Linked DNA regions of Homo sapiens: region 2 is linked to region 1. Evidence: chromatin loops called from intact Hi-C (ENCODE). Cell type or tissue: PC-3. All regions are shown on one strand. Each heading gives the region's core, and the rest is flanking DNA. Links, peaks and the distances in the headings are about the cores only. Region 1 overlaps TASP1 (taspase 1). Region 2 overlaps SPTLC3 (serine palmitoyltransferase long chain base subunit 3).

Region 1 (16,553 bases), core at 4,415-8,414:
AAAAATACATATAGATTCATCCATTCAAATAAACCTTCATTAAATAGCTGCTAATGTGTCAGGTCCTCTGCTGGGCAGGGGAAAATAAAGAGCAAGGAGCCTGACTTGAGAGAACTGGCTGCCTGGTGAAGGTTTGACTGTGAACAATGAAAGTGACCCTGAGGCAAATCCTGGAAGCAAAGAGGAAGAGCTGCAACTCCAAGAAGGGAGTTCTAGACTACCTGGAGGAAAACTAAATGAGTGATGCTGGACATGAAGTCATTAACTGAATTCAATCATATAATCCCAGTTCATCTAAAATGTTCCATGTTTATTTATGCAATGGGTGCTTTTCTAAGCCCACTGTGACATATTAGGAAGAACAAGCAATGATCTCAAATACCGGCCCAATAGCTTACCCATTCCTGCAGATTATGATTCGGTATGTTTAAAGCAGAACCTAAGAATCTGTAGTTTTAAAAGTCCCCAGATGAATCTAATGATCAGCCAGGTTTAGGATCCACTAGAATAAAGAATTCCTTAATAAGAGAATCAAGGAAGTTTGGACATACTCCATGTTGACAATGAATATGTATTAAGAGTATTACACCAAGCTAAAAAAGACCATGGTAATTACCTAGTTCAACATGCTGACTTAACTGCTGAGGAAACTAAAGTCTAGAGAGGTTCCATGTTTGCCCAAAGTCTCTGGACTGGCTTATAATAGATCTAGATACAACTCTTGACCCTTTATACACTGTCTCTCACCTTACCCTATTCCCTCCACTCCTCAAGTAATTCCAGTCTCAAGTCTTGAATTTCAAATAGTTCCTGGGACCCGACTATGTATTTAAAATATTCTAAGCTGATTAGAGAAGACACAGCTGAACCAAGGCTTTAAAAAGTTACAGATAATTTTCCATCAACCTAATTAAGCACTGGTTATTTCTTGTCTTGTGATCTTAAAATACCCTTGTACTTGTAATAGGTGTGTGTGTGTGTGTATGTGTGTGTGTGTACACACACATTTGGTTTTTTTAATGCACTCATTTATTCTGCTGTCTTATTAGCTATACATGTGTCAGCATCACCATGTCTATGATAGGGCAAATCAGGTCATTGGTGTATGGTGATAGCATATGATATCACATGGAGACATATTTAAACTTGGAATGTGATGTTCTTAACACCAGCATCTAAGCCAATTTCCAGATATGAAGGCTTCTATCTGTAGTCCCAGTGAGATTCCATTCACTGGAGATATTTCCTGATAGGAAAGCTACAAGGTGGTGACTTGATATTATACACAAGATCAGCTGGGACTATTCCAATGATAACATTAAGAAATGTTCCTTTTTTCCCTCTCCATTGATTCCGTTAAATACTACAAATTTTAAGTCTCTACAGAGCTATTAAATACTCAAAATTTAGGAAGAATTTACAAGGCCGACAATATCTGATGTCAACTTATAACAAATATTCTGACAAACCACAGGTTACTTCCGTTACAAAACAAAAACAGTAGTTAAGATTTCTTAACATTGCCTTCTTGCCTCAATTTCATCTTACTTATAACTTTAAGACTTCATATAGATTTAAGGTATAGCTTGGTGTGGATTTAAGGACGACCTGGGAAGAAACTCAATCTCCTAGGTATTGAATCTTTATATGCTAAGTTAGAAGCTTTTCCTAAATATGGAATATATACACATACACACACACACACACACACACACACACACACACACACAGAGACACTGCAATTGTCCAGTCATCAAAGGTCGAAAGTTTTAGACTCAGATATTGATGATTGGCATAAAGTACTATAAGCTATAAACATTTAGAAGATCCTCATATACTGAAAACAAATGCCAATCATCAGGCTTTATAACCTAAATAAATGTATGGGATGGGGGTGATCCAATAAGACATTAATTAAGTTACTGACCTATCTACTGATTTACATGTAAAATCTGTAGGCTCATCCAGTAATCAAGATAGTCTTATGTGAGGCAAATGTAATTTTCAGTATATTACCTACAACTAAAAAAAAAATTTCAAATACCAGACAATCATTTCACAGAATGAGTTTTCGGTTTTATTTTTAAAAAATACATAAAGTAATCTCTTTATGTAAAAGATAAGTCAAAGAAGTTTCCTACTTTGGTTTACTCATATATTCATATACTAATCAACTTCTTGAGCAATATGACAAAACTCCAGACCATGCAAAGTCAATTTCTAGAGAAGACTAATTACTCCTTTTCCTGCACTCTTAATACTCTAAGAGTCCCTTCCAGTCACATCCAGGGCTGGCTGTTTGAAACTTATATTTATGGAATCTAGATTATGCCATGCATTCACTCAGTTTGTTTTTCCAGTGTCAGGGTCTCCTCTTCTGGCAAGCACAGACAAGTACAAATGGAACAATCTGAGGAAAACATGTTGTTTTTTGTGCATTTATTTTCTTTGATCTTAGCCTACCTCTCACCCAAAAACTACAATGATTTAGTATGATACAGTTAAGCATTTACATAATAATTTCAAGATGGTGGATAAAAGGGAAAAATGTTACCCACAATATACTTCAAAAGAATAGAATATATTTATATGAAGGGTACAAAGCAAGGCCCAACATTTCCTTTCTGAAACATGTGGCCAATTTGATGTCCCTATGTGGTGGCTAAAGAATACAAAATTAAAAGTTGTAGCATCTCTTTAGAGTGGTTTTGAACACACAACATTGTATGAAAGCACCAAAATCATTGCAAAATTTTTTAACTTGTTTATTAAAAATCAAAGAAGGAAAGATATTCATTCACACAATGGAAAATGTCTGATTAACTTTCATTTCACTATCCCATGTAAGTACTGCTTTACCTAAACACCAATGAAATTAATTAAAAACTTAAATTACTTTGTAAAAGTCATGGGAGGAGGCAAATAATTATGTACATTCAACTGTAAAATCTGTTATTAAAGAAAAAGAGATGGAAACTATTTCAACAATATGCTTGTGAAAAATGAAGAGAAAGGAAAAAAAAGGCTTGAAACATCAAAAATGTTGAGATCAAACAATACCCCCAACCTCTTTTAATACTCTAAGAGTCCCTTCCAGTCATATCCAGGGCTGGCTGTTTGAAACTGATATTTATGAAATCTAGATTATGCCATGCATTCAATCAGTTTGTTTTCCCAATACGAGGGTCTCCTCTTTTAGCAAGTAACTCTCAGTCATGTAGCAACCCAGTCAGTCCTGTAGCATAAGCCAAGTACAGCAATTGGCCAATGAGTTAATGAGTTAAACACTTCATTCCAAAAGTAAGGTTTCCTCTTCCAAATAGGATAAAGATTAGTAAACAATACAACCACTTTTTTCTTGTGTCAAAACAAAGCAAACAATAAATTTAAAACAGGTAATCACTTCATCACATACACCACATGAACTTACTGATAAGTATTCCAACAATGAGAGGCCATGGCAATTTTGTAAGGGGAGATCCAGATGTCCATTTGCAGAAATTATGGAAGATACAGGAACATGCTGAACTTTACTGTGTGTATACAATGAGCAAAACTCAGATTGAAGGAAACATCACAGGACAAACAGTCCAGGTTATTTGACAGAAAAATAGTCCTTGCTTTGCCTAATATACATAAATTTCAATTACCAGAGTTTATTTAAATCACACCAGTCCCTCGACAACATGGTTCAAATTTCAATTACCATGGTATTATTAACTCTGAGTAACTGCATGAAATATAAACTCCCCCGCCATCTCCTTGGTTCACAAACCACTGCAAACATCAGTGATGCACATCACGATCAGTGACCAATCATGACATTCTTTGAAAGTCTGTCAGTGATGTGTCACTGTGCAAAGACAGCAGGTGGAAACGTTGCCTCTCTGTCTCTAAGTGATGAATTTACAGAAGAAAGTCAAGGAAAAACAAAAACAAAACAAAACAAAAGTGATAATGCTGGAAGTGAAATTCAAATGAAAGATAAATGAAGTTATACGAGAAATAAGTGACCACGGGCATGTCTGACACTGCTGCCATTAAGGCTCTAGATATACAGACAGAGGAACTTACTAAAGAGGATCTTATCAAGGAGTGGAGTTGGGACAAAAAGGATGAAGATGTCCCAGAGGAAGTGACATTGGCAAAAATTTCACACTAAAGGAAGACTGGCAGCTATGTGGTGACACTGAAAGAGCAAAAGGTAGAATGTTGAAAGCTGATCCAAAATTAGAAAGGAGTATGAAAATTCACCACCACATAGAAAAGATGTTCATATGACATCATAAGTTACATGCTGAGGAGGCAAGTACTGTTCAAATTATAAATTTTTATCCTAAATAAAACACTGTTAATGTTTCTAAATGCTTTAGTGTACTAAGTAAATATTGGTTTTACTTTTTTCTGTTTCCATACACATTTATAACCAACAGTAAAAGAGATTTCTGGGTTTTTCTTTCTGTTTTTCTTCTTTCCTCTTTTTGAGACAGAGTCGGGGAGACAGAGTCTCACTCTGTTGCCCAGGCTGGAGTGCAGTAGCATGATTATGGCTCACTGTAACCTCAAACTCCTGGGCTCAAGCTATCCTCCCACCTCAGCATCCTGAGTAACGGGGACTACAGGTGCATGCCACCATGCCCAGCCAGTTTTTCTTTTGTATTTACATATAGAGAGACAGGGTCTTGCTATGTTATCCAGGCTGGTCTCGAAACTCCTAGCCTCAAGTGATCCTCTTGCCTCGGCCTCCCAAAGCACTGGGATGACAGGTGTGAGTCACTGTACTCCACCAAGAGTTTTTAACGTTTTGACAAAAATATTTAAAGGTCATGGAACAAGCTAAATTTACACCATTAAGCCCACTCTGCATGGTTTCAGCTTGCATGGTCACTTTATGGTCCAGCCCTACCATGCAAAGTATGGACTGTCTGTATACCATAAAAATAAGAAAGAGATAAAAGAAAAATCCAGAAGAGACAGGTCTACCCAGAGAGTGAAGTAGAACAGAACTTAAGGACTACTATTTTTATTTCACAATATAATACTACAGCTAAATAGTCATCTTTTTCTTCTCCATCATGTCTTCCCTCTAAATAACAAAAAAATAAGCAAGGATGAAACAAAGATGCCAATTACCAAGAATGGATAATTACTAAGAATTTATGTTCCTCATTTTAAAGTATTTTATCTTAAAATCTATACATCCTAAAAGCAGAGATAAAATATGCTTTTATTCAATTTATGTATAGACTAGCTATTTAGCTCAATATTACTTTGTATTAACAAGGGATATGTTAATTGTGGGGAAGGAGATTATAAAAACTTATCTCCATTAATGCTATACACTGTAAACGACCTACCAAATAGCCACTACCATTGACAATAAAACTGCTATTTTGTTTGGGAAGACAATGTGTCTATCCTCAAGCCATGAACTATGAGATGGTAATTATGACAACTCACCCAATTTCCTAGGCTCCTTTGCAGCTGGAAATAGCCATGTGACTGAATTGTGCCCCTTCTCAACTACTAAGGAGAAGTTTATTGAGGGAGATTCCAGAAAAATTTTGAATCCCAGATAAAAAAGGAAAATACATCTGGCACTTCTCCCTCTTTGCCATCCTGCCTTACTCTCACTTTGAATGCAGATGTGACATCTAAAATTTCAGGAGCCATATCACATCCATGAGGCAAAGGTATAAGAAAAAGGCCCAAGAGAATACCAGATATGTTAGCCCTAGCATCATCAGAAACCTAAACTAATGCCAGCAACCAACCACCTCCAAACTTATTACTATGTGGCTACGGGCCAGAGAGCAAGGGGACAAATATGCATTTCTTAAACCACAGTCAGGTTTTCCATTGTTTGCAGCCAAAAGCATTCCATGGATTAATAATTCTTACTTTAAACTAATCAAATGTAAGTATAAACGGTCAAAGACTAAAGAAAACAAGAGCGCTCTAATTTATAGAGGTAGAATACCAAGCAGAATAAAGTCTTCTGGCTTTAATTTGTATTTCTACTTGTACTGTGATAATGTTTGTATAATCGATTACTTTAAAAGAAAAAAAATCAATGCAATAAAAAAATCCCAAATTTATCTAGTTTTTTTTTCACACTTTAAATTACAGGCATAACTTGGAAATAGTGCAGGTTTCGTTCCAGACCACCACAATAGAGCAAATATTACAATAAAGTGAGTCAAATAAATATTTTGGTTTCCGAGTGCACATAAAAGTTATGTTTACACTTTACTGTAGTCTATTAAGTGTATAATAGCATTATGTTTAAAAAAATATGCATACCTTAACTTTAAAATAATTTATTGCTAAAAAATGTTACTCATCTGAACCTTCAGCAAGCAATTCATAATCTTTTGGCTGGTGAAGGGCCTTGCCTCAATGTTGATGGCTGCTGACTAATCAGGGTGGCAGTTGCTCATACATGAGATGGCTGTGGCAACTTCTTAAAACAAACTAATAAGGAAGTTTATCACATTGAATGACCCTTCCTTTCACCAAAGATTTCTCTGTAGTACATGATGTTACTTGACAGCATTTTACCCACAGAACTTCTTTCAAAACTGGATTCAACTCTCAAACCCTGCCGTTGCTTTATTAATAAGCTCACCTAATATTTTAAATCCTGGCTGGGCACGGTGGCTCATGCCTGTAATCCCAGCACTTTGGGAGACCAAGGTGGGTGGATCACCTGAGGTCAGGAGTTCCAGACCAGCCTGGCCAACATGGTGAAACCCCATCTCTACTAAAAATACAAAAATTAGCCAGGCGTGGTGGCGGGCGCCTGTAGTCTCAGCTGCTCAGGAGGCTGAGGCAGGAGAATTGCTTGAACCTGTGAGGCGGAGGTTGCAGTGAGCCAAGATCGTGCCACTGCACTCCAGCCTGAGCAACAGATCAAGACTCCCTCTAAAAAAAAAAAAAAAAAAAAAAAATTATAAATCCTTTCTCATTTCAACCATACTTTCAGCATCTTCATCCAGAGTAGATTCCATCTAAATAAATCACTTTTTTTATTTATCCACAAGCAGCAACTCTTCACCTGTAAAGTTCTATCATGAGATTGTAGCAATTCAAGCCACATCTTCAGGCCCTACCTCTAATTCTAGTTCTCTTGCTACTTCCACCACATCCACAGCGACTTCCTCCACTGAAGTCCTGAATCCCTCAAAGTCATCCATGAGGCTTGGAATCCATTTCTTCCAAATGCCTATGAATGTTGATATTTTGACTTTCTCCCATGAATCACGAATATACACAATGGCATCTAGAATAGTGAGTCCTTTCCAGAAGGTTTTCAATTCACCTTGTCCAGATCCATCAGAGGAATCACTATCTATGGCAGCCTTAGCCTTACAAAATGTCTTTCTTAAGCAATAAAGACTTGAAAATCGAAATTACCCCTTGATTCACAGCAAGCATAATGAGGATCTTGGTGGCATATAATTCAAATGAAAGAAACAGAGGCAGATGGTACACCAAAAGGTATTCTATTAGCTTTGGGTGTTTAAGGGGCTATTGGCATCAAGTAATAGGTTTTATGGTGAAAATGGAAAGCATTGGTCAATCTGAGCCCATTAAGTTGGAGATGGGTTAAGAAAGTTACTGATTTCCACTGCCTACTTCTACCACCAGAAAGCCCCATTTCCCCAGCTCTACTCTTTTAGTAAATGGCAAATATCCAACTGCTCAGCTAAAACCCTTAAATCCTCTGCTCAGCTAAAACTCTTAATTCCTCTCTCTTTCTTGCCAATAACTATTGGCATCAATATTGTCTTTCCAGAAACCCTCAAAATATTTTCTGGATATATTCACTTATCGTCATCTCCATCCCTATCACCTACAGTCCAAGGTGCCATAATCTCCAAACTGCAATGACTTTGTAACTAGTCTCCCAACTTCTACTCTTACCTCCCCCTTGGACTGATTATTCACATAGTAGCCCATGGAGAACTTTGCAAAATGTGAATAAGAAAGCACTGTTTCCCTACTTTAAACTCTTCAATGGCTAGCCATTATTCTTGAATAAAATTCAAGAATAAAATAAATAAAATTCTTGAATAAAATTATTGAATAAAATTCAAACTCCTTGCCATGATCTACCAGGTCCTAAAGGAGCTAGCCCATACCAACTGCTCCAGCTTCATCTCATACTATTCTCCCCTTGCTCACTGATTTGGCACACTGACTCTCTCTCTCCATTCCTGTAATGTGCCAAACTCCCACAGGGCCTCTGCACATGCAGCTCATTCTGCCTGGAACACTCTTCCACTGAGTCTTCATAAAAGCCACTCATTTTTTAGATGTCACCTCAAATGTTATCTCCTCATAGGGGTCTCCGTTGACCATCCTATTTAACAAAGTCTTCATTCAGACTCTCACATCCAAGTTACTCTATATCACATCATTTTGTTCTTCTTTTTTTCCTTCATAACAGTTACAAGAATAACTATCTTAATTATATGCTAATATGTCTCTTTCTCCTAAAATGTAAGGTCTCATTAGAGCATGAGCTTCCTCCATCTTGTTCACCATTATTTTCTTACTACCCAGTTCAGTCCCATTTCCTGAATGGAAAACTGAACTACTTGAGTAATTCCAGCTGAAGATATTCTCCATGAGATGCAGTGAAACTCCTATATATAAAAATCCTAACCTGATCTCCACAAAAAGAATGGTATGAGAATTTCACAGCAGCTTTATTCGTAATAGTAAAAAACTGGAAAAAAAATCAAATGTCCATCAACAGGAAAACGGATAAACAAATTAATGTGTATTTATATTAGGAAATATTAATCAGTAATAAAAAAGAATAAATCGGTGATACAATGTCTAATAAAAGCTTTCTGTGAAAGAAGCCAAACAGAAAAGAGTACATTCTGTATGATTCCATTTATATAACGTTCAGAGCAAGAAAAAGCATTTACTGTAATAAAAATCAGGACAGTGGCTGCCTTTAAGTTGGAGACTAACTGGAAAGCAGCATGAAAGAACTGGAAATATTCTATATCTTGATAGGTGTATGGTTTACATGGGCATATATGTTTATAAAAACTGATTAAATCATTTACTCTATGCAAATTTTATTACGATGTTTTTGGTTTTTTTTTTTTTTTTTTTTTTTTTTGAGACAGGGTCTCACTCCATCACCCAGGCTAGAGCACAGTGACATGATCACGGCTCACTGCAGCCTTGACACCCCAGACTCAGGTGATTCTCCTACCTCAGCCTCCCGAGTAGCTGAGAGTACAGGTATGCACCACCATATCCAGCTAAATTTTTGTACAGATGGGGTTTTCCTTGTTGCCCATGATGGTCTCAACTCCTGAGCTCTAGTAATCCACCCACCTCAGCCTCCCAAAGTACTGTGATTTACAGGCATGAGCCACTGCACCTGGCCTATCATGAATTTTTAAAAAGGCAAAAAAGTCCTAAATTCATTCACCCACACATCACATCCGATGCAGAAACCCAAGAAATAGACTATCCACCATCATATCAAGATCTACTTATTAATTTGTTCATCTGCCTTCTAAATTCTTATCCTTTGCCGGCAGAAAATTAAAAAGGTTTGTACCAAACTGATTATCTCGTGGCAACACACCAAGAAAATATCTATCACTACAAAAGATGATGTATTGTGCATTCATACATAGGTAAACCATATAAAACTATGACACAAAGGACAAAACAGTATCTAAGCCATTACAGAAGAACTAAACAATAAAGAATATTGATGAATGCTAAGGTACATCACATGACTATGTGACCTGGGACACCCATCATGAGCTGTATGCTAAGAAACCCCTAAGCCACAGGCTGAGCAAGAATGTTGTAGTTTTCAATTTCTTTCTATCCCTAAAAACGCCTGAATACAATATGTATATTTTCTTATACTTACACTCTACTCCCTAAACAGTCATGTTAAGAATCACTATCAGGAGCTGTAAGAACCAAAACAGTAGCCACGAGCCAAATGTAGCTATTCAGAAATTAAAATGAGTCAAGGACAAATGGAAAGCTGAATTTTTAATTTTATAAAATTTTAATTTTCTAATATATTAAACTATTAGGAAGATTTAAGTATACCTGTAATAACTTGGTATGTAAATTTACTATTTCACAGTAAATTTTTATGAAATATAAATACAGATCAAATATATCTAATAAAAATTTAGTGTTATAATTGAGATGTGGAAAACTCAAACTGGTTCTGAAGACTTAATACTAAAAACGATAATGTAAAATAGCTCATTAATAATTTTTCCCTGATCATATTTCAAAGTTATATTTTAGATCCACTGGTTTAAATAAAATATATTAAAATTAATTTCCCTTGTTTCTTTCTACTTTCTTTTTCTCTTTTATGAGCCTAATATTATGAACATATTTTTAATGTAGCTACTGAAAAACTTTAAAGTACATATGTGACACACATTCTATTTCTACTGAATTGTATCGTCCTAAAGCTTGTATCTAAATGCAGAAGATATATCATCTGATACATTAATTTGAATATTTCAAACACCACCTGACCTTCTCACTTGATTGTCTTCTTTTCTTTAGTTGCATAAAATCTGTGTCCACCCTTTCTGCCAGCTCTAGTTTCCTCTTGTTTCTTTTAAATGCAGCTAAACTGAATCCTATAAAATAAAAATAAAAAACATTAAATATAACATTTAAGAAATATTAGGGCAATGGGTCAAATAAGATATCTGAAGAGCCTTCCCAGAAGAAAATCCTTCAGTATGTTAAATTAAGGGTTTAAAAAGTCTTTTCAATGTATACAGGGATAGTAGGAGAATAAGAGAAATAAATTAAGATTTTAAAATTAAGAAAATGGTCCAACCCAGAGAAACAAAGGAGTCCTGAAGGCAGATACTACCCTCAGGGCATCTGTTGATGCAAGCCTCCTCCAACTGTCGTTTTAAAGGTCTCTGCGCAAAGGAGGTAAGAGACGAAACTTGGGCACAATGCAGTATGAGAAAACACACTGGAGATTATCCACAAAGAAAGGAGAAAGTCTCAATGGTTGATATTCCCAGTGAATGGGCAAATGAGAAAAAAGCCACCAGGCACCAAAAAATAATAAAAAGTAAATAAAACATTTTTTAAACCAGAAAACTTGCAAATCTCAGCTTTGGTTCTAGATGTAAAGAGGAAACATCTCCCTAGAAATTTCAGGACTAATGCGGGCATTTAGATAGACCTCGAGTAGAATTCTTATTACCTGTGAGATCCCAGGGTAAAAAAGTGATCAACAGTGCTTCAAAGGGCCTCCAAACACAAATGCAAATACTCCCCAGAAAAACAAACTGGCCTTAACTTACCCAGACCTCAAAGAACTCCCATGTTTCAATCAACATGTGCTCATAGTTTTAAAAGGAAAATTCATAAAACACATAAGAGATAAACTACCAAGAATAAAAGCCAGCCGAATATCAGAAAGCATAACCTGACCTGCAAAAATCTCAGATACTGGAATAATCAGATACAGAATATAACACACGTTTATGCTCAGAGAAAGAAAAGAAAGACATCAAAAACAGGATTAAGCAGCAAGATGATAAACTGACTAGGCTGAATTGAAGAACAAATAGAGCTTCAATCAATCAATAAAATAATCAAAATTTTAAAACTTGATATACAAATTTTAACAGCCAATTAGATCCAGCTGATAAGAGAAATTACAAACTGGAACATAACACTGACAAAGTTATTGAAGTTTTCTGATAATGGCAGACTAAGTTATTCAGAGTAATTATCCACAGAATATTCCTAAAAACATTGGGTAAAATATTTAAAATACCACCTTAAAAGCATTCAAAACCTTACAAGCACTAAGCTAAATTCTTGGGTAAACTGAGGACTAAAGGTATTATTGCACTGTGAACATTTGCCAACACTAGCACACTTGCATTCGACTAAATGGCATCAAGGAGAGGGATACGTCAAGCCCAAAGCCCATTAAGAGTACAGAGTTTTATAGGAGACATTCCCCACAATAAACTGGGAATTTAAAGGGCTAATTCTCTTAGAGTAAAGCTAATCCATAACTGAGTCCATTACTCCCTCTATCTCAAAAGCAAATGCATGCAGGCAATATTGTCCCAGATTACAGCAGAGCATGAGACCGACAGAAGGTGGGGGGAAAAAACAGGGAGAAGGTAGAGAAAAAGAAAGAACAAAGTATTCGAAAGAGGTGGGGAAAGAAAACTATCTCTGAGAAACTTTTGGTCTCATGGGGCCCTTGCATAGATTTACAAATATACACACTGTACAGTCCCAGAAGGAAAAGAAAGAGAGAAAGAGAAGATGGTTACTTGAAGAAATAATAGCTGAAAACTTGCCAAATTTGATGAAAGATATGAACACCCAAGATATAAACACCCAAGAAGCTCAAGGAACTCCAAGTAGGAAAACTGAGAGATCCATACCAAGGCACATTATAATCAAATTGTCAAAGGCCAAAGACAAAGAGAGAATCTTGAAAAGCAGATTATCACCTACTAGGGATCCCCAATAATATTATAAGCAGATTTCTCATCAGAAACTTTGGAAGCCAGAAACAGTGGGTTGATATATTCAAAGTGCTGAAACAACAAAAGCATCAACCAAGAACCCTGGAAGTGGCCAAACGATCCTTCAAAAATGAGGGGCAAATTAAAATACTCTCAGGTAAACAAAAACTGAGATAGTTCATTTTTACTGGACCTACCCTGCAAGAAATGCTGAAGGAAATCCTTCCGGTTAAAATGAAAGAACCTTAGACAGAACTCAAACCTGTAAATAAATAATGATCTCTGATAAAGATAAGTACATGGACAACTGTAAAAGCTAGTCTTACTGTAATTTTGGTTTCTAACTATGCTTTTTGTTTTCCACGTGATTTTATTTTATTTATTTATTTTTGAGACAGAGTCTCCCTCTGTCGCCCAAGCTGGAGTACAGTGGCACAATCTGGACTCACTACAACCCCTGCCTCCCAGGTTCAAGCAATTCACTTGCCTCGGCCTCCCAAGTAGCGGGGATTACAGGCACGTGCCACCACGCCTGGCTAATTTTTTGTATTTTTAGTAAAGACAGGGTTTCACCATGTCGGCCAGACTCGTCTCAAACTCCTGAGCTCAGGTGATTCGCCCGCATCAGCCTCCCAAAGTGCTGGAATTACAGGTATGAGCCACCATGCCTAGCTTATTTTCTACATGATTTAAGAAATTAAAGCATTAAAACACTATCAGTCTGTTTTGAGACAGACAATGGGAAAAGATACAATTTTGCAAAAGAGGGTTGAGACAGAGCTGTATAAGAACAGAATTTTTATTTGTTATTGAAGTTAAGCTGGTCTAAATTCAAATTAGAGTGTTATAATTTTAGAATGTTAAATGTAATCCCCATTGTAACCACAAAAAAAAATAGCAAGACAATATACACAAAAGAAAATGAAAAGAGAACACAATAAACCAAGTAGATCTAAAAGATATAAACAGAACACTATATTCGACAACAGAATTCACATTCTTCTCAAGTTCACTTGGGACATTTTTCCAAAATGTCCCATTTGTGTGTGAGCACAAATCAAATCTCAATAGATTGTAAAAGATAGGTATTGTACAATGTATCTTCTCCAACTACAACAGGATGGAGTTAGAAATCAATGGTAGAAGAAAACTGGAAAATGCACAAATTGTGAAAACTAAAATACAGAAAGAAATCACAAAGGAATCAGAAAATCCTCAGATAAGAATAAAAATTAATACACCAAAACTTACAAAGTACATCAAAAGCCTTATGAAGGGAAAATTTTATGGCTATAAACACATTAAAAAATAAGAAAGATTTCAAACAACAACCTAGCTTTAAAACTTAAGGGACTAGTAAAAGAAGAATTAAACCCAAAGCTAGCAGAACAAGGGAAATAAAGATCAGAGTGGAGATAAATAAAATAGATAATACCAAAAAAATAGAGAAAAACAAATAAAACCAAAAGTTAGTTCATGGAAAACATTAACAAAATTTAAATCTTTAGCTAGATTAACTAAGAAAAAAAAAGACAAATTACTATAATCAGAAATCAAAGTGGGGACATTACTACTGATTCTTCAAAAATAAAAAGTATTATAGGCCAGGCACAGTGGCTCATGCCTGTAATCCCAGCACTTTGGGAAACCAATGTGGGTGAATCACTTGAATACAGGAGTTCGAGACCAGCCTGGGCAACATGGTGAAACCCTGTCTCTATAAAAAATACAAAAATTAGCCAGGCATGGTGGCATGCACCTGTAGTCCCAGCTACTCCAGCAGCTGAGATGGGAGAATCATCTTAGTCTGGGCAGTCAAGGTTGCAGTGAGCCATGTTTGCGCCACTGCACTCCAGCCTGGTCAAGAGCAAGACCTTGTCTCAAAAAAAAAAAAAAAATTATATCTCTATATACATATATATATGTGTGTGTGTGTGTGTGTGTGTGTGTGTGTGTTGTGTATGTGTATACGTGCGTATGTATGTGTGTGTATATACACATATATACACACACATAGGTGTATATATACACACACATACATACGCACGTATACACATACACAACACACACACACATATATATGTATATAGAGATATAATTTTTTTGAGACAATGTATATATGCATATATATGTACACACACATATAAATAAGAGAGTTCTATGAAAAATTGTGTACCCAAATATTGAATGGCCTAAATGAAATTAACAAAGTCCAATAACACAAAACCTACAAGACTGCATCATGAAGAAATAGAAAATTTAAATTAACCAATAACTAGTAAGGAGATTGAATCAATAATCCAAACTCTCCCGGCAAAAAAAAAATTCCCAGACTTCATGACTTCACTGGAGCATTCTACCAAACATTTAAACAACAAACACCAAAAACATTAACGAAGAGGAAACGCTTCCAAAGTCATTCTATGAGGCCAGCACTATCCTAATACCAAAACCATACAAAGACACCATAAGAAAGCTATCAACCAATACCCCTTATGAACGTTGATGCAAAATTCCTCAACAAAATACTGCCAAACCAAATGCAGCAGCATATTAAAAGGATAATACACTATGACAAAGTGCAATTTATTCCTAAGAAGCAAAGGTCGTTCAACATATGAAAATCAATGTTATACACCAACATTAACAGGATGAAGGGAAAAAGCCATATGATCTTTTTTTTTTTTTTTTTAACAGAGACAGGGCCTCACTATGTTGCCCAGGCTGGTCTTGAACTTCTGGCCTCAAGTGATCCTCCCGCCTCAGCCTCCCAAAGTGCTGGGATTATAGGCAAGAGCCACTCCACCCAGCATGATCATAAATTGATGCACAAATAATCATGTTATAAAATTCAAAATTCTTTCATAGTAAAAACACCAAACCAGAAATAGAAAGAAACTACTTCAACATAAAAAGGCAAAATATGAAAAGCCCACAACTAACATCATATCTATGGTGAAAGACTGAAAGCTTTTCCCCTAAAATCAGAAACATGACAAGGATATGTACTTTTACCACTTCTAGTACTAGAAGTCCAAACCTAATATTAGAAGTACTAGAACTAGAAGTCCTAGAAGTACTGGAAGTCCTAGCCAAGGCAATTAGGCAAGGAAAAGAGGTAAAAGGCATTCAAATTGGAAAGGAGGAAATTATACTTGATCTTATACTTGGAACATCCTAAAGATCTCCAACCCCGTCCCCCAACACAAACACACAAACCCACTAGAACTAATAAATTCAGCAAAGTTGTATGATACAAAATCAACACTCAAAAATCAGTTGCATTTCTATAAATTAACAATGAACAATTTAAAAAGAAATTAAGAAAGCAATCCCATTTACAATAGCATCGAAAAGTATAAAATGCTTAGAAAAAAACTAAAATCAAGGAGGCAAAATACTTGTATGCTGAAAACTACAAAACATTGCTGAAAGAAATTAAAGACGTTAATAATGAAAAGACACCCAGGTTCATGAATTGGAAGCTTTAATATTGTTAAGATGTCAGTACTACTAAAAGCAATCTACAGATTCAGTGTAATCCCTAACAAAATCCCAATAGTGTTTTTTTTTTTTTAAGAAATAGAAATATCAATCCTAAAATTCATGTACAATCTAAAGGGACCCTAAATAATCAAAACAATCTTGGAAACAAAAAAAAAGTTGGAAGTCTCACTTCCTAATTTCAAAACTTACTGCAAAGCTACAGCAATCAAAACAGTATGGAGGCTGGGCGTGGTGGCTCACACCTGTAATCCCAGCACTTTGGAGGCCGAGGCAGGCAAATCATTTGAAGTCAGGAGTTCAAAACCAGCCTGGCCAGCATGGTGAAACCTCATCTCTACTAAAAATACAAAAAAAAAATTAGCCGGGTGTGGTGGTGGGCACTTGTAATCCCAACTACACAGGAGGCTGTGGCAGGAGAATTGTTTGAGCCCGGGAAGCGGAGGTTGCAGTGAGCAGAGGATCGCACCATTGCACTCCAGCCTGGGCAACAGAGTAAGACTCCATCTCAAA
Region 2 (16,553 bases), core at 3,007-7,006, 540 kb before region 1:
GAATCCGCAGTTTTTCATGAGCTCATCATTTATAAAGCATTCTTGTGTGTCAGGTGCTGCAGTCATTAAGATGAAAATATTCTCCCTCCATTTATAAATAGCTCACAGTATAAATGAGAAAGACAAGCAATTATAGTATTTAATGGTAAGTACTATAGCAAATGTTACAGTTATCTATTCCTATGTAACAGCCAGTCCAAAACCCAATGGCTTGAAACAATAACTATTGGATTGTTCATGATTCAGGCAGGGGCTGCTAGGGATTGCCTTTCTCTGCTCCACGTGGTGTTTGCTGCAGATCAACTTGCCTGAGCATCCAAGATCACCCCATTCACATGTCCCAGACCTTGGTACCAGCTGTTGTCCAAAGCACCTTGTGTCTACTTCACCAGGACACCCTCTGCATGTGGTCTCATTATTCTGCAGAGTAGCCCAGGCTTTTTTACAGGATGACTGGCTTCTAAGAGAGTAAAAATAGAAACTACAAGACCTCTTTTATGTCCTAGGGACATTTCTGCTACATTCTGTAGACAAAGCCAGTCATAGTCCAGCTGAGATGCAAGGCGAGGAGAAACAGATGCTGCTTTTTTCATGACAGAGGCTGCAAAGTCACATTGAAAAAGGTTGTAAGGGATTGGAGAGATTATTGTGACCATCTTTGGAAATAGTCCACCACAATAGAAATATATGGACCTTGCATGGGAACACAGAAGAATGTGTATCTGACCTAGGCTGGGAAGACAACTTGCTTCAGAGAGGCATTTGACCCAAGTCTTGAAAGCAGAGTAGCCAGTTGTACAGGCATAGAAAGGCATTCCAGCAGAGGGAAAGGCTGTTAGAAGGATATAAAATATCAGAGCATTATGCCTTTGGCCAATGAAAGATGAGTTCATGGTAGGAGGTTCAGGATGCTTAATGGAAAGAACCAGGTGGGAAAAGATTGTAAAATGCCTTTGTCTTAGTTTACATTCCCCAAGAAACAGACCCAGAGATAAAGATTTGAGTGCAAGAAATTTATTAGGGAGGTGAACCCAGGAAGCACAGAGGAAAAATAGTGAAGTGAGGCACAGAAGGGAAGGAAGCCGATACGCTCATGAGCAAGTTACCATTGTTGGCAACTGGGACTGAGACTTGTCGGGGACATCTGGGAGATGGCGTACAACACATCTCAAAGCTGTCTAAATTTAAAAAAAAAAAAAAAAGATAAATGTCAACCAATTCCGGTCCATAATCAGTTGAGGGATGCTCAGCACTTGTAGACTTTCCACACATGGGCTGAGCACACTCCTATGGCAGAGAAAGCCCTCAAGCTGAGCTACAGGTGCTTGCAGTAAGAAATCACCAGAATGGAAGAAGGTCTGGATGCGCCAAGAGTGTCTTTTATAACCATTTATATGTGCAAGTGATGGAGGTTTGAGAAGGGAATTAGCATGATCAGATACGGTTTCTCCCAAACTGTGTAAGCTTTATTTATGGTGACTCTTAGAGCATGGTTTATGAATTAGCCCTGATCTAATGGGCTAATCATCATACAAGACAGGATTATGCTGTTAAGCAACATAAACAGAGCTTACCCACTGTGTTTGGCAAAGGAGAAAAGGGATATATCAAGGGTAAATATTATTGCCATAATTTGTTCCCTTTGCACTCAAGCAAGATGAAAAACCAGAAACCATGAACAGCTTAGCAAATTTTAACTATATAAAAAAACTAAAACTTAATATGGCAAGAAGCATCATAAAGGGTAATGCATAAAAAGCAATTGGAAAGCATGACTGAAGTAAAAACTCCTTTACAATAGCACCAGAAACATGAAGGACCTGGAAATAGATTTAAATAAAATGAAAATCAATTGGAAGGGAGTATGAAAATGCTACTGAGGGACATGAAAGGAAACTGAAAATAAGTGGAAAGGCATACAACACATGTAGAGGAAGACTCAGGATGAAAAATGCATTAATTCTGCCTAAGTTAACCTATCAGTTTCTGTGTAAGTCCAGTAAATAAATCAACATATTTTTGAGCCAGACAAATGACATTGAAGTTTATGTGTAAAATTAATAAGGAAGAATAATTGGAAAGACTATGATAAATAATAATAATGAGGGTGACTAGCACTACCAACTAGTAAATCATGTTGCTCACCAAAAGAATTAGAATGGTTTTCTATTAGTACATGAACAGATAGATAAATATTATAGGTAATTGTTAATCTATTAAAGTATAAGAAAATATCAATTTTAAAATAATATTTACATGGGAAAAGTCTTTATAACTATGATATAATACCCAGGAGCCATAAAACAGGAGGTCAACAATCTGACTACATAAAAATCAAATATTTATTTCTGCATGGCAAAAACAAAACAAGAATAACACCGTGAAATAACCAAAAGGCAAATTACAGACCAGGAAAATGTTTAAAATTTATATCATAAAATGCAATTTTCTGATTATATAAATAACTTTTAGAAATGAATACAAAAAGAGGCCAAACACCAGAAAGAAAAGAATGGACAAAAGCTATGATGAGGGAAATACAATTTGAAATACAAAAGGTAAGGAAAGGAAGAGAAAGAAGGGAAGAGAAGTCAGAAAAGGGAAGGAAAGGAATATGCTAGAATCAGTTTCCATGAGAAAAGAAAGAAAAGTCCATTTTCTCAGTTTGTGTGCATTAAGTGCAAAGTCAAGTTGAAACTTAGTTTGAATAATCTAGTTATTTTGATCAGTTTAATAATGATAATAGTAAAGCTAATAAATCAATTGTTGATGGGTGCTACATGCCAGGTCCTACTATGTAATTTGCCTCATTGAATTCTTATAGCAGTAATGCAAAGTGGATATTATTAGCCACATTCATACAGATGAGGAAACTGATGCTCTGAAAACATAAATAACTTACCCCAAGGTCACACAACTAGAACAAAACTGGGACATAAACTCTAGGCTATCTACCTTATCCTAACTTCTTACTTCAACAACTGTCGAAGACCCCATGATATTATCTACTTTCTATGATAATAGGCTTAGAGACCTTTATTTAACAACTGAACATAATACCAGTTGTCTAAGGTATCAATAATATACTTTTAAAAAGAAAGGTGCTTATGCTTTCACTGTGACTAAAGATATTGAAAGACATCAAGCTCCAATAGCTAATGCATGTTGGCCTATAGTTAAATCTTTGGGAGGTAATCAAGAACATAATAATTATAATAATCTTTAACATGTCTTGAGATCTTCAAAGTGCCAGGCATTCCCAGTGCTTTATGTTCATCATCTCACAGCATTCCTATGAGGTATTATTTTTGGACCCATTTTATAGGTGAGGAAACAGAAAGCTTTAGTAACTCAACCAAGGTCACCAACTTATAAGTATCAAAACCAGGTATGGAAACCAAGTTTGTTCAATCCTAGAACCTAAGTTCTTATCCTTTAGTCCACGCTTCCCCTGTAAACACAAGATAATGTTAGGCATGGGATTCATACCCACTTCCAGAGAGAAGGGGCCAGCAGACACAGCCTTAAAGGGCAGAGTCAGTGTGAGTTAAAAGAATGGTGAGTTGTTTTGTTTTCCTGATTTTTCATTCTTAATAAAAATTTTAGCTTATCACAAATGACACCAAACTGTCATATATCTGTGCTTTCAATAGGCAATGTTATTCACTCAGAGACATACCACATTAGTGAACCTGTCACCTCCATGCCTCACTTTGAACAACTCTAAGCTAAAGAAAATTGACCTCATGTGACTCTGAGTCATGTGGACTCACACTTAGCCCCAGTCAGAGCTTGAGAGATAGTCTGGCTTTCAGGAGCTTTTTTCAAGAGTACATGGCCTCCCTGAATAGAAACTTCACTTAGTACAATATTTTCTGGCAATACTGATATCTTAGACATGATGCAATAGATCAAGCTTGTCGACATGTGGCCTGCAGGCTGCATTTGGCCCAGGACATCTTTGGATGCAGACCAACATAGATTCATAAACTTTCTTAAAACATTATGAGATCTTTTTTGTGATTTTTTTTAGCTTATCAGCTATCATTAGTGTTAGTGTATTTTATGTGTGGCTCAAGACAATTCTTCTTCCAATGTGGCCCTGGAAAGCCAAAAGATTGGACACTCCTGCAGCAGATGAAAGATAGTTACAAATTCTTTGGAGTATTTCCCATTGAGAGGTAGAATCTAATTCTAATCCACTTGAACCTGGGCTAGACCTAATGACTTACTTGACCAAAAACGTGATGGAAGGGACAATCTGGGACTCCTGAGAGTCAGTTACAAGAAGACTCGCAGCTTGAACCCAGTCCTTGTAGAGTGCCCATTCTTGGAATCCAGCCACCATGCTTTAAGGAAGCCCAAGCAGCCCAAGAAGTTCAAGGAGAGAAACCAAGTATCCTTGCTCTGTTTCTAGCTGAGATGCAGTACCAACTTCTAAACTGTGTGAGTGATGTATCTTGGAAGTGAATCCTCCAGCCCCAGGGTGTGTTTGCTCCAATTGATACTTCATGGATCATAGACCAGCTGTCCCTGTTGGGCTCTGCCCATATTAAAAATTCTTGAGCAAATAAATAATTGCTGTTTTAAGTTTGCTGGTGGCTTATTAAGCAGCAATAAAAACTGAATACATGGATATTATATTTCCTTAAAATGACTAGAAAAGTCATTGTGCAATCTCAGTACCATTTTCAATGCTTTCATTTATATTTACATTTACAGAGTTTGCTTTGACCATGAATTTGCTATTAATCATTGGCAAAGACACATTTTCATAAGTTATAAATTTCTGTTTTGTTTGGCATAAGGACTGTATGCTTAAGCCCTTAACCAGAGATGAGTGTCCGGCTGTAAAAGCCAAACACAATGAACCTAAACCAATGCAAAAGCACACCCATTTGAAAATTGCCAAATCTGAAGTGTAATTATTAACCCTTAGGAGGTCTGTAATTTATTACATTGTCTATGAAGAAATAGTTGACTCAATAAAGTGTGTGTGCTCAGGTGTTTCATTGGCTTAATTAACATATTTTAAGTATTTTTAATATCTGCCAATTACAAATTAATTTTATCTATTGGTTAAAGCTTCCTGGAAAAATTTTCTCTCACTGTTGAGGTAAATTGATATTAACCTAATTAATTGCAAGAAGTCAACTATGCTGATTTTGAAATATATTTAATGTTTTTAGTAAATATGGCTACCTTTGTCTCAGTTGGCCTGTACTAATGTAGTTTTACTGGAATTCTAAGGTATTACAATCTATAAATTTACGACAGAAAGATCTATTGCCACCATATTAGAAATATTTTCCGGTGATTTGGAGTTCAAATTAACTATTTTGGGGGAAAAACACTACAAGCATAGCTCAGAGAAATACTCAAAATTATCCTCCACAATCTACTTCATCTATCTATCACAGTGCCATCTGAATCCTGCTCTCCTGAAGAGTTTTGACATATTGAAGATCATCTGAGCCCAGCGGAGTTTCAGATTGCAAATGCCTAGAGGAGCTAGCAGGGCCTTGTGTAGGACAGTAGGAGATGGTAAGAATGGGTTTAAATGAACAAGGCCTGGTGTTTCCAAGAGACAGAACAGGCTCCATCTTGATAGTTTTTCCAACTTTTAAAAGAAGCTGGAAATCCAAATTGAGGAAAGGAGGTCTCATGATTTCTAAATGTTGGCATCTAATTTTTAAAAATTCAAATCCTGTGGATTTAAAGAAAACATTGCTAACAAACACCAATTTGTAACCTCTAAACTATAGGCAAACAGAGTGTAGGAAATAGGCTAAAAAGTCCTAAGTACAGTGCTATTTTCTCATTTGTTTAGGAAAAATGGCTCAGAGAATTTGGCTCGCCTCGATTTAATTTACTTTATATTTCAAAAAGTGATAGATGAGTCTTCCACCTTCACTTTCCTGAGTTGATATATTAACAATTACCCTAGACTCTGCAGGTTTGAGGAACTCTTATGACCAGCTACATACACTAGATTTCCTTGACTAACCCAAATCTAAAATATTAAGTCCCAAAGTGTTCATCAAAGTGTTAGAGACCTGGTGATATTTATTGACCAAACCACAACTCTCAGATTTCATAGTCAGTGGTGCACAAACCTTCGTTAGATGATGTATTCATGAAGTCTAGTCACCAAGATTGTTCTCTAAATCTGGTCTAACTGGACCTTCAAAAGTTTCCCAAGCAAAAGGCTATGTGCAAGTCTTAATTATTCTCTTACCTATGGGTTATACACAGCTCTTATTTGTCTGTCTTGTGGTTGTGAGTCTTTTGGAGTTCAAGGATTCCTTTGAGAAGCTGTTATATACTTTCTAATGAAAATTAATATGTCCATAACTGCAAAATTTTTTACATAGAGAATGTGTGTATTCCCTGACTTCCTCAGATCCCCAGATTAGAAACTTTGGCTCTGAAATTTTGTATAAAACTAGGCTATTTCTGCACTTACAATCCAACTAGAAAAAAACAGCAAATCAACTGTTCCAGAGAAGACAGGGTAAAGGATTCACAAATTGATCCACCAAAAAAGAGAATATCACACATAACACAAAGTGATTGAGGCAGCAAGCCCCATGTGTGTTAGACATTTATTTAAAAATTGGATTAGAGGGTGGGTGTGGTGGCTCATGCCTATAGTTCTAAAGCTTTTGGAGGACAAGGAAGGAGGGTCAGTTGAGACTAGGAGTTTGAAACCAGTCTGGGAAACATGGCAAGACCCCATTTCTTAAAAAAAAAAAAGAAAAAAAAGAAAATTAATTAGCTGGACGTGGTGGCATGCATCTGTAGCCTTAGCTATCCCAGGAGGTTGAAGTGGGAGGACCACTTGAGCCCAGTAATTCAAGGTTACCGTGAGCTGTGATTGCTCCACTGCACTCCAGCCTAGGCAACAGAGTGAGACCCTTTCTCTATATTTTGTCATTTATATTAGAAGTTTGCATTTTATTACATAATATATTAATATTTATTTTGCTGTAAAACTATTTTTATATACTCTTTTAAAACTTTGAAGAAAACTGAACTCCGCAGAAAGATGTTTATGTGGTAGCTTTTCGCACTCCCGCACCCCTTAGGATGTCCCAGGAAAATGTGAACTCCTTAAGGAGGAATGATAGTAGAAAGACCACTAGCTTTGATATCAGATGTAACTGGGTTTGAATCTCGGTTCTGCCACTTACTAATTGGGCCATATTAGGAAGGTAACTTTATGTCTCTGATCCATTCTTTATGAGGCTATGGTAAAGAATAAATGAGATAGCACATGTAAGACTCCCAATAACTATCAGGCATACAGTAGATAGTCAATAAATGATTATTATCTATTAACATTAGCCTGCAGTCACCTCTTTCTTCTCTACTGCTATCATAAGACTAATCAGTACGATGCCCAGCATATAGTAGATGTTCAATAAATGACAGCCATAAACCCTTGAAATCCTTCATCCCATAATGACTTCTCAATCTTCATTTTACTTGACCTGTCTGCAGCATTAGTGAAAAATAATCACTCTCTCTTTCTCAAAGCACATTCTTCTCTTGACTTCCAGGGTATTACACTCTTGATTTTCCTCTTTATCACTAGCTTTTCCTATGCATTTTCTATTCTTGGTTCCTCCTCCTCTCTTTGACCTTTAAACAATGGAATGACCCAAGGCTTAGTCTATGCCCCTCTATTCTTTTCTAACTGCATATCTCTCATGAAGATCTGATCTTGTTTCATCATGTTAAATACAGTAAGACATTCTTCTTCAAAGGGTTAACTTGTTTAAGTTTGCTTGCCCTTTTTTCCCTGCTTTCAAGGCCAGACTCCCTTACTCTCTGTGTTCCCTTGCCCTGGGAAACAACCTTCCTCTCAGTCTTATCTATAGAGCCTACATTCCACATCTGCTACTCACTCTGTAAATCACCTCCCCCCACCACAACAGCCCCCCCACCAATCCCCCGCCACCATCCCCACCTCCACCAAAACTGTTTTCTTGTCAGTGTAACTGCATCCCTGCACGTCTCAAGTTAGCCAACTGGGTTCAGCTTAGATTGTGTGGTCCAACTCTAACCAATGGAGACTGCACACAGCAGTAGGAGCCCAGTGTGTTAGGGATAAATCTGCTGCTTTCCTTTGTTTGATGTGCTCTCGTGGTGACCAAACTAACGAGCAGCACCCTTCTGCAGAAGTAAACTTTGCCTTGCTGAGAAATCAACTATCAGAGTGTCATTTCCTTTGCGACTTCAAGCTTTATTTCTAACACATCATGATAGATAGATTAGATGGATGATAGATAGATATAGATAAGTAGATAGATGTATAAAATAGGCATTTCCAACTGACTACTTGATGTATAGAGATATGTAAATGTATATGCATAAATAGGCATTTCTGACTGCCTACTTGATCTTTCCACTTGGATAATCAAAAGTCGTCTCAAACTTAATATGTACCAAACTGTGCTCCTCATGTTTCCTCCTCCCGCTCTCTAAAACTATTTCCCTTACAGTCTTCCCCATCTCAATAAATGGCAACTCTATCCTTCTTGTGGCTCAAGCCATAAACCCTGGTGCCATTCGTGACTTTTCTCCTTCATTCTATTCTGCATTCTATCTCTCAGTAAAACATGAGCTGACCTTCACAGCACATCTAGAATCTGACCACTTCTCACCTTTCCCTCAGCAACTCCCTGGTCTTAGCCCCCTTTATCTCTCACCTAAAGTATTACAGAGCTCCAACTCTTTTATCTGTGTTCCACTGTCTATTGCTGCATAACAATGCAGCCCAACACACAGTGGCATAAAAAAATGATTTTATTATGCTTGTGGATTCTGCTGGTCAGGAATTCAGAAAAGGAACAGTGAGGACAGCTCTCCCCTGCTCCATGGTGTCTAGGGTCTCAGCTAGGATGACTCAACTGGCTGGGCTGGAGAAGCTGGGCCAGGAGGGTCCACTTTCCAGACTGCCTCCTCAGTGTCACACCTGGCACCTGGGCTGGGAAGGCCAAAGGGTGAGACAAGCCAGGACTGTGAACTGGATCGATGCAGCCATAAACAAGCCCACCAGGTTCAAGGGGAGGAGATTAGCCTGTCTCTTAATGGGAAGAGTAGCAAAGAATTCATGAGCATGTTTTAAAAACCACCATGTCCTGTTTCCACCCTCCCCTCCCCTCTGCCACAATCCACTAGACTTTCTCTATACAGCAGCCAGTGCTGCTGAAATAAAATCCAGAGATGTCATTCTTCTGCCCAAATCCTTCCCATGGCTCCCATTTCACTCACAGCAAAAAACAAAATACTTACCACGACCATAAGGCCCCACAGCCTGGCCAGATCATCTGTGACTCATCTCCTGCTACTTTCCCTGAGCTCACTCTAACCCCAGATGCTGCACAGCCTCTTCACTGTTCCTGGAGCCAGCCACCCATGGCGTCCTCCCACCTGCAACATTTGCATTTGCACTCCTCATCCCCCGTCCTGGAACACCCTTTACCCAGACATCCACAGGGCTCACCCTTCTCCTACTTGAAGTCTTCACTCACATAGCACCTTCTCTGTGGGACTCAGGCTCACATGCTTTCTAAAATTGCAACCCACCCCCCAACTTCCTGGCCCCTTTCCTGCTTAATTGTTCTCTTTAGCATTTAAAAACATCTGCACATGTGCACACACACACACACACACACAGAGTCACACATATACCTACACACATAAACACACATGCATGCACACATTAATTTATTTCCTATCTGTTGCCTGTCTCCACATTTAGACTGTGAGGTCCACCTGGGCAGGAATTTCTATCTTTTTCACTGCTGAATCTCTAGTACCTAGACCAGAGCCTATATGTAATAGGAGCTGAAAAATATTTATGGAATGAATAAAGACTATCTGTTTTTACAAATCTGTTCTTTGCAAGAACTCCCATTTAACATACCTAGATCTCTAAAAGACTAAGAAAGCTCTGCTCATATGATCCACAGACTTCTTTGTAAACTTCAAAGTATATAACCTCTTATTAATTAATTCACAGGTTTCTTAAGCTTTGTTGGACAGCATGGCTACTATTTACTACCACCTTTTTAAAAATCACAAAGTCATTAGATTACTTTGGTGACCAGGTAACAACATGCTTCTCTATTGCTATCCAGATATGATATACTCCAAGCTTGGAGGTAGGGAGCATGCTTTAAGCAGTGGAACTTTTTGAAGAGAATGAAAATAGAAATAAAATATTATTAATTCATCTTGATCATTCCTGCTGCATCTTAGCAGGAGATGAAATATGCCTGGATTAGAGGGAAAATGACTAATCTCCCAAGGTGTGTAGGGCTGTCATCAGCTTCTAATAAAATACTGCATTCTCAGAGTCGAGTGTCCAAGAAAGTAAATGCGATCTGTTTTCCTATGAATGACCCATATATGAGACGACTTTTAAAACTTTTATTTAACAAACTTTTACATTGCACTACATGCTAAGAACTTTACAAAAACCAACTCCGTTGACCCTCACAACAACCACGTGAGGTTGATACTGTTACTATCGTCATTTTTTAGATGACTAAACTTAGTCATGCAAAAGTTAACTAAATTTGCCTGAGATAAAACATATAGTTAGCAGTGCAATCTAGTCACAGGACCTGTCTTTTTATCATTAGATGAAATGCCCTTTCCTCCACCATTTTATTGTAAACATTTGCAAATTTATAGAAAACCTTATATAATTCTAAATAAATATTCATATATCTACTACCTAGATTCTAGTTAGCATTTTGCTATACGTTTACTACTTGTCTACCTATCTATCTATCTATCCATCCATATGTTTTATGCATCTCAAACGAAGTTGTAGAATAAATACACTTCACTTCTAAACCCTTCAGCATGCATACCATTAACTTCAATATTTTTCTATAGTTTTTTTTCTTTTGAGGTAAAATTTACATACAATGGAATGCACAAATCTGAAGTATATCATTCAATGAGTTTTGACCTGCATTGGCTTTTGATTCCTTTTTTGGAGAAAGTTTCCTAATGTAGTTTTGACTGTGGAAAGATGAACTAAAACTGCTCACTTAAAATTAAAGAGTTTAATCTCTGGAGAAGAGAACTGGCTAATGTGTAAATCATCATCTAATGACGTAAAGGAAGAGCTCACCAGAAGGCTGTCTTCTAGAGAAATTCCCCTGCTACACACTCATAATTCCACAGCGATCAGCAGCTATTTTCCTCTTTGTCTTTAGTGTAATCTCTCCAGCAGGAAAGGAACTTAGTTCAGTAATCTTTACAATTCCACTCCATCCCCTGTCTTCTTGAACACATGAAGAAAGCAAAGGCCAGGAATTATAATAGTTTGATGATCCTTAAAATAATGTCTGCTATTGCAAATTTCTTTAGTATCAATTTCAAAATTGATATTGTGAACTTGTATTTGTCTCATGTTACAAGCAAAGGCACTCCTTTCCTATGGCCCAAAATAAGAGCCACATGTAGAAAACTTCCTTTTCTGCGTGTCACAGATCACCACGTCAGAGAAAATAATTATACAGGTAATAACTGCTACCATACATGAGGACACTACTATATGTTCACCCTTTTATAAATATTGTCAATCCTTACAATAGACTTTCAAATTTCACATATAATGAACCAAGATTTGAAGAAATCAGATGATCACCCACACAGCTGGCAGGTAGTGGAAGCAGGATCTTCTGACTCCTAATATCACGTAACCTCACCCTACAGCCTTATCACCCTAGTAACCTGAATCATTATGTAAAACTTGGAAGCAGGATTTGACTTTCACACTTCCTGAGCTTGAATCCCAGCTTCATGGTGGTGTGACCTTGCATAAGCAGTTTAATCTCTCTGTGCCTCAGTTTTCTCACCTGGTAAATGAGGTGAATAGTAGTGCCTACCCTATTGGATGGTGGTGAGAAATTAATAAGATAATGCATGCAAAGCCTTAGAACAGTGCAGGCACCAGAGGAAATTCTCTACAAATGTGCACTATTACTAATATTGACCCTTGCAAGAATCTGCCTTATGTCCCTCTCTGCCCCTTCTTTGGTGAAACAGTGCCAGAATATGACAAGAGGTTGCATATTGGTTGACCTGCAGAAACCTTTTTTTAAAACTTCTATTTTAGGTTCAGGGGTACATGCACAGGCCTGTTATATAGGTAAACTTGTGTCACAGCAGTTTGTTGTACTTATTATTTCATCATCCAGGTACTAAGTCAAGCACCCATTAGTTATTTTTCCAGATCTTCTCCCTCCTCCCACCCTCCACCCTCCATTAGGTCCCAGTGTGTGTTGTTCCTCTATACCTGTCCATGTGTTCTAGGCATTTAGCTCCCACTTCTGAGAACATATGGTATTTGGTTTTCTCTTCCTGCATTAGTTTGCTAAGGATGATGGCCCCCACCTCCATCCCTGCTCCTGCAAAGGACATACTCTCGTTCTTTTTTATGGCTTCATAGTGTTCCATGGTGTATGTGTAACACATTTTCTTTATCCAGTTTGTCACTGATAAGGATTTAGGTTGATTCCATGTCTTTGCTGTTGTGAATAGTGCTAAAATGAACATATATGTGCATGTTTCTTTATGGTAGAACAATTTATATCCCTTTGGGCAGGTACCTGGTAATGGGATTGCTGCGTTGAGTGGTAGTTCTGTTTTTAGCTCTTTGAGGAATCATTGCACTGTCATCCACAATGGTTGAACTAATTTACACTCCCACCAACAGTGTGTAAGTGTTCCCTTTTTTTTGCAACCTTGCCAGCATCTGTTATTTCTCAACTTTTTAGTAATACCCGTACTGACTGGTGTGAGATGGTATGTCATTGTGGTTTTGATTTGCATTTCTCTAATCAGTGATATTGAGGTTTTTTCATATGCTTTTTGGCCACGTGTATGTCTTCTTTTGAGAAGTGTCTGTTCGTGTCCTCGGCCTGCAGAATCCTTTAACACACAGTGACAGAAATATACTTGAATAAAGCATCAATACGTCTTCAAATAAAAACAAACTGAATAGTAGAGTATAATAATATTAAGAAATTAAGGTTAGGTGCGAACAAAGTGCAGTGTTGAAACTCGGATGACCATAGCAGACCCTGCTGGTGCCATGTCCACTTCTGCTCTTGGCGGTTACCATTTCCATGTGCACAGCCTCCTCTCCAATGGCCAATTCCCATGCCCTTTTTCTGAGAACTTTCTGAAAAACTGTTACATGTCAGACACTGTTCTAGGAACTGGAGCCCGTTCTTCCCTAGTGGGCATCAGGCCAAAAGCACCGGAGATTCAACACCCCCTAGAAGCAGTGCTCAACCTTTGACTGATGGGAGCTGGATGATAAATACCCCAGCAGCCTCATCCTTCGGGAAAGATAATTCTTAGGTGTGTTCTACACTGTCTTCTGCAGACCCCGGTGGAAGCGAGCTCCAGCTGCCCACACTGGTAACTGCCTTAAAAGCACACCGTTCATTGGTTTCCTTCCCTTTTCTGGCTGGCTCATCTCTCCTCCTCTAACAGTGCTTCCTGGGATAACCTTCCAAATAAACAGGTTGTATTTGAATCTTTTATACAGGTTTGCTTCTGGAGAACCCAAAATTAAGACAGTGATTTTTATAAAACACGGCCAATTTTTACCCCTTTAACCTTCAGCATCAACTACAATGATCCTTACGTCTGTACGTCCCTTTCACATCCAGGATCTCATTGTACCCTCAGTCATCCAGGAAGTGATCCAGTGCTGTGAAGCAGATAAACAAATGCTACTGACCTGTTTTAGGATGAGAAAATGGGGCTCAGAAAAGTGAGATCAAAACCACATAGATAATAGAGACAGAGCTGGATAATATTATAATGCCAGACACAGACACGCCGACTCTACATTCAGGAATGCCTTCAAGGGCTGGGTGCAGCAGACACCTGTCAGGCCCTTATTCAGTGCATACAACTCCGTCCACTTCCCCTCATAAGAACAGGAAGGAAGGAAAAAAATCAGAGCCTCTGTTCTTCAGTAATCTATTTCAGCACGCACACACACACACACACACACACACACACACACACACACGCAAAAGTGTCAATTTAGTTATTAAACTGCCCAGAGGAACAGCTTTGGGAATCAGTCTTACTAAAATTTTAAAAATCCATGCGATTCTAAAAGCCTCAAAGAATAATACTGATTTCTACCTAAGACTTTTATAGCTAGGCAGCAAAGTGATTTTACATGGCATATCAGATAGCAAAATTTTCTACAAATCTCTCTTAAACAATTATTTACCTTTGTCATCACATCTCTATGTTTTATATGATGTATATTTCTTAGAATACCTTCTTTGGAGTCTTTGACCAGCCTCAGCTCTATTCTTAAAATCTTGACATTACGAATGGTTAATTCTAGACCCAGCAAGGGCACACGAGTCAATTCACGCCTTGGTTCCTTTGTTGAGTTTGCCCAAGGCAGAGGCATTGATGACACGGTTGGAACTCTTGGGTTCTTGCAACATAACATGCTTTTCAACCACCTACTTTGATAATTAGTCCTAAGGAAACTTGGCTCCAGAACTTCTTACATATTAGAATAATAATGGCAGAACGGATATCAGATCTCAGAGAACCATGTTATATGATTTTTTTTAAGATCTTAGTAATACATTTCTCAACAGGACCAGAAGTTTCTGTTCACAAAGTGTGAAAGCTCAGGGGGCTGATGTCTGGTGATTCAGTCCAGTGGAATCAGACTTCAGAATTTCATAGACCTGTGAGTTTTTTTTAAGTGAATTATATTGTACCAAAGTTTTTATTCTGCCATGATTCAAAAGATCTAATAACCCCTTATCCACTATCACTATCGTCCATAAATTCACCCTAAAAGATATTATGGACATGATGTCTGATTAAGAGACAGTCCCTAGGAAGATGTCCATATATGTATATACTTGCAAGCATAATATACTTATATGTTACACATATATATCATTTTTAAATTTTACCATACATCAGTGAAAATTTTCATACATGTCTTTAAAGTGTTATAGACTAGTATTTAGGAACTATTAGACTAACCAACAAGTAGATACAAGATAAGAATGGACTATTCTTCTCTGCTGGTTTTGCATTTTGTCAAAACCAGGATCAAAGCCAACAACAGTAACTAGCTTCCACTTCCTTTAAGGCTGAATTATTTATGCTTTGTTCTCTCACAAGAGTGTGATATTCAGACCTGGAACACAGCCTTGGGACACTCGTATCCTTTACTGCTGATGAAGCTATTTGGCTATTATTTTAAAATAGGAAGCAACAGAGACTCAAACAGGTATAGTCACTTGCCCAAGATCTCAAAACGGCCAATCCAGGGCAAGACATGCCTGTGCCCTTTGCCTGTAACACTGTACTCCCTTACACATCACAAAACCAGAAACAAACTCCGAAGGAGCCCTTGACAGTAACACTATTTGTCCACCCATGCAAATGATTTGGGGCACCTGGAGATATCCCACAGCTGAAGTACATCTCGGGTTAGTTTGTTAGCTTATGACAGGAGGGGCTGGCCTTTTCTTTAAGAATCCATCCTTTCCCATTGGTTCATTCTTAGCAAGACAACTGAATCACGTCCCTACAGACTGAGTATAGTACTCAGAAATAAAAGTGCTCCACATGGTGACCTGCGAAAATGATTCAATGGTTGAATTAAACAAGTCACAGACATCAGTTCGCTTTTGTTAAGTATAATGTCAATCTTAATATTCCAGTCAGATAACTCATGCTTTTCACCTATTCACTTCTTTCGGCTCAGGAGCTATGATGGCTAAAACATGCCTGGTTATACAAAGCTGGTTGATTCAGGAGTATTGCTAGTCAAGATTAGCCTTGCTCTGGGAGAGGTTATTTTTTCCTATATTATATGGCACTTGAAAACAATTAATCAGATAATTATAATTATGATCATGGATATTATTAGACTTTTTGGAAGCAAATTAATAAATTGTTGTGGTGCCATTTTCTTAGCGAATTACTTGTTTGGAGACAATATACTTATTTTTCATGGAAGCAAAAGGCTTTCATGAAAAGTAAAATAACATGTGCTGCTTTCAGTGCAAACAAAAGATCTCAGCCAGGGAATCCGTATATTTCAACTAAGTGTAATCTGTAAGGATACATTCTGTCTTCAAAGGAAACCAAAAGATGAACCAAGTTATATGGGGTAATAGGCTATGTGCAGCCACACACCAATTCCTAATAAACACACAGAGAAGGGAACAGCTGCTGAATCCTTGGCAAGTTTCTCTCTTTCTAGGTCAGAGAGCCTTCTGCTTCTACATGTGGCTGAATAGCAGTCCCTGTTTGGTCTAGCATCAGGGGACAGGAAATTTTGGGTGGGACCTAGGTATAGTAGCTCAGCAAGGAGGTGCAAGAAGAAATTGGTTTATTTTGATTCAAAAAGAAAAACTGTGGTTTGTAATCCAAGTTCAGTCCACGGAGCTCAGCCAAATGACTGTCAGAACCACATTGCATGTGCCTCCAGGAGCCCCACCCTCATAATAACT

The links. Peaks named below come from ENCODE experiments on the same cell type or tissue, not always from the same donor. Only the 100,000 strongest peaks of a DNase experiment are listed, where the experiment ranks them.
Region 2: a loop joins it to region 1, with 17 times the contacts of the local background. A loop is called at or near these places in 1 of 110 quality-filtered maps.

Annotation. Positions count from the first base shown.
Region 1 is chr20:13,548,457-13,565,009 of GRCh38, forward strand. It overlaps TASP1 (taspase 1), which reads right to left. Exons shown (of 14, transcript NM_017714.3): 8 at 10,552-10,658. Among named protein-coding and RNA genes, the nearest start is that of TASP1, 82 kb to the right of the region's middle. RefSeq lists a silencer at 1,066-1,360. In PC-3, for the core only: no CTCF peak of the experiment used is centred there; a DNase peak (open chromatin) is centred at 6,425; H3K27ac peaks cover 1,892 bases.
Region 2 is chr20:13,013,604-13,030,156 of GRCh38, forward strand. The region is part of intron 1 of SPTLC3 (serine palmitoyltransferase long chain base subunit 3); the gene reads left to right. Among named protein-coding and RNA genes, the nearest start is that of SPTLC3, 13 kb to the left of the region's middle. RefSeq lists an enhancer at 15,878-16,553. In PC-3, for the core only: no CTCF peak of the experiment used is centred there; DNase peaks (open chromatin) are centred at 4,658 and 4,808; H3K27ac peaks cover 1,596 bases.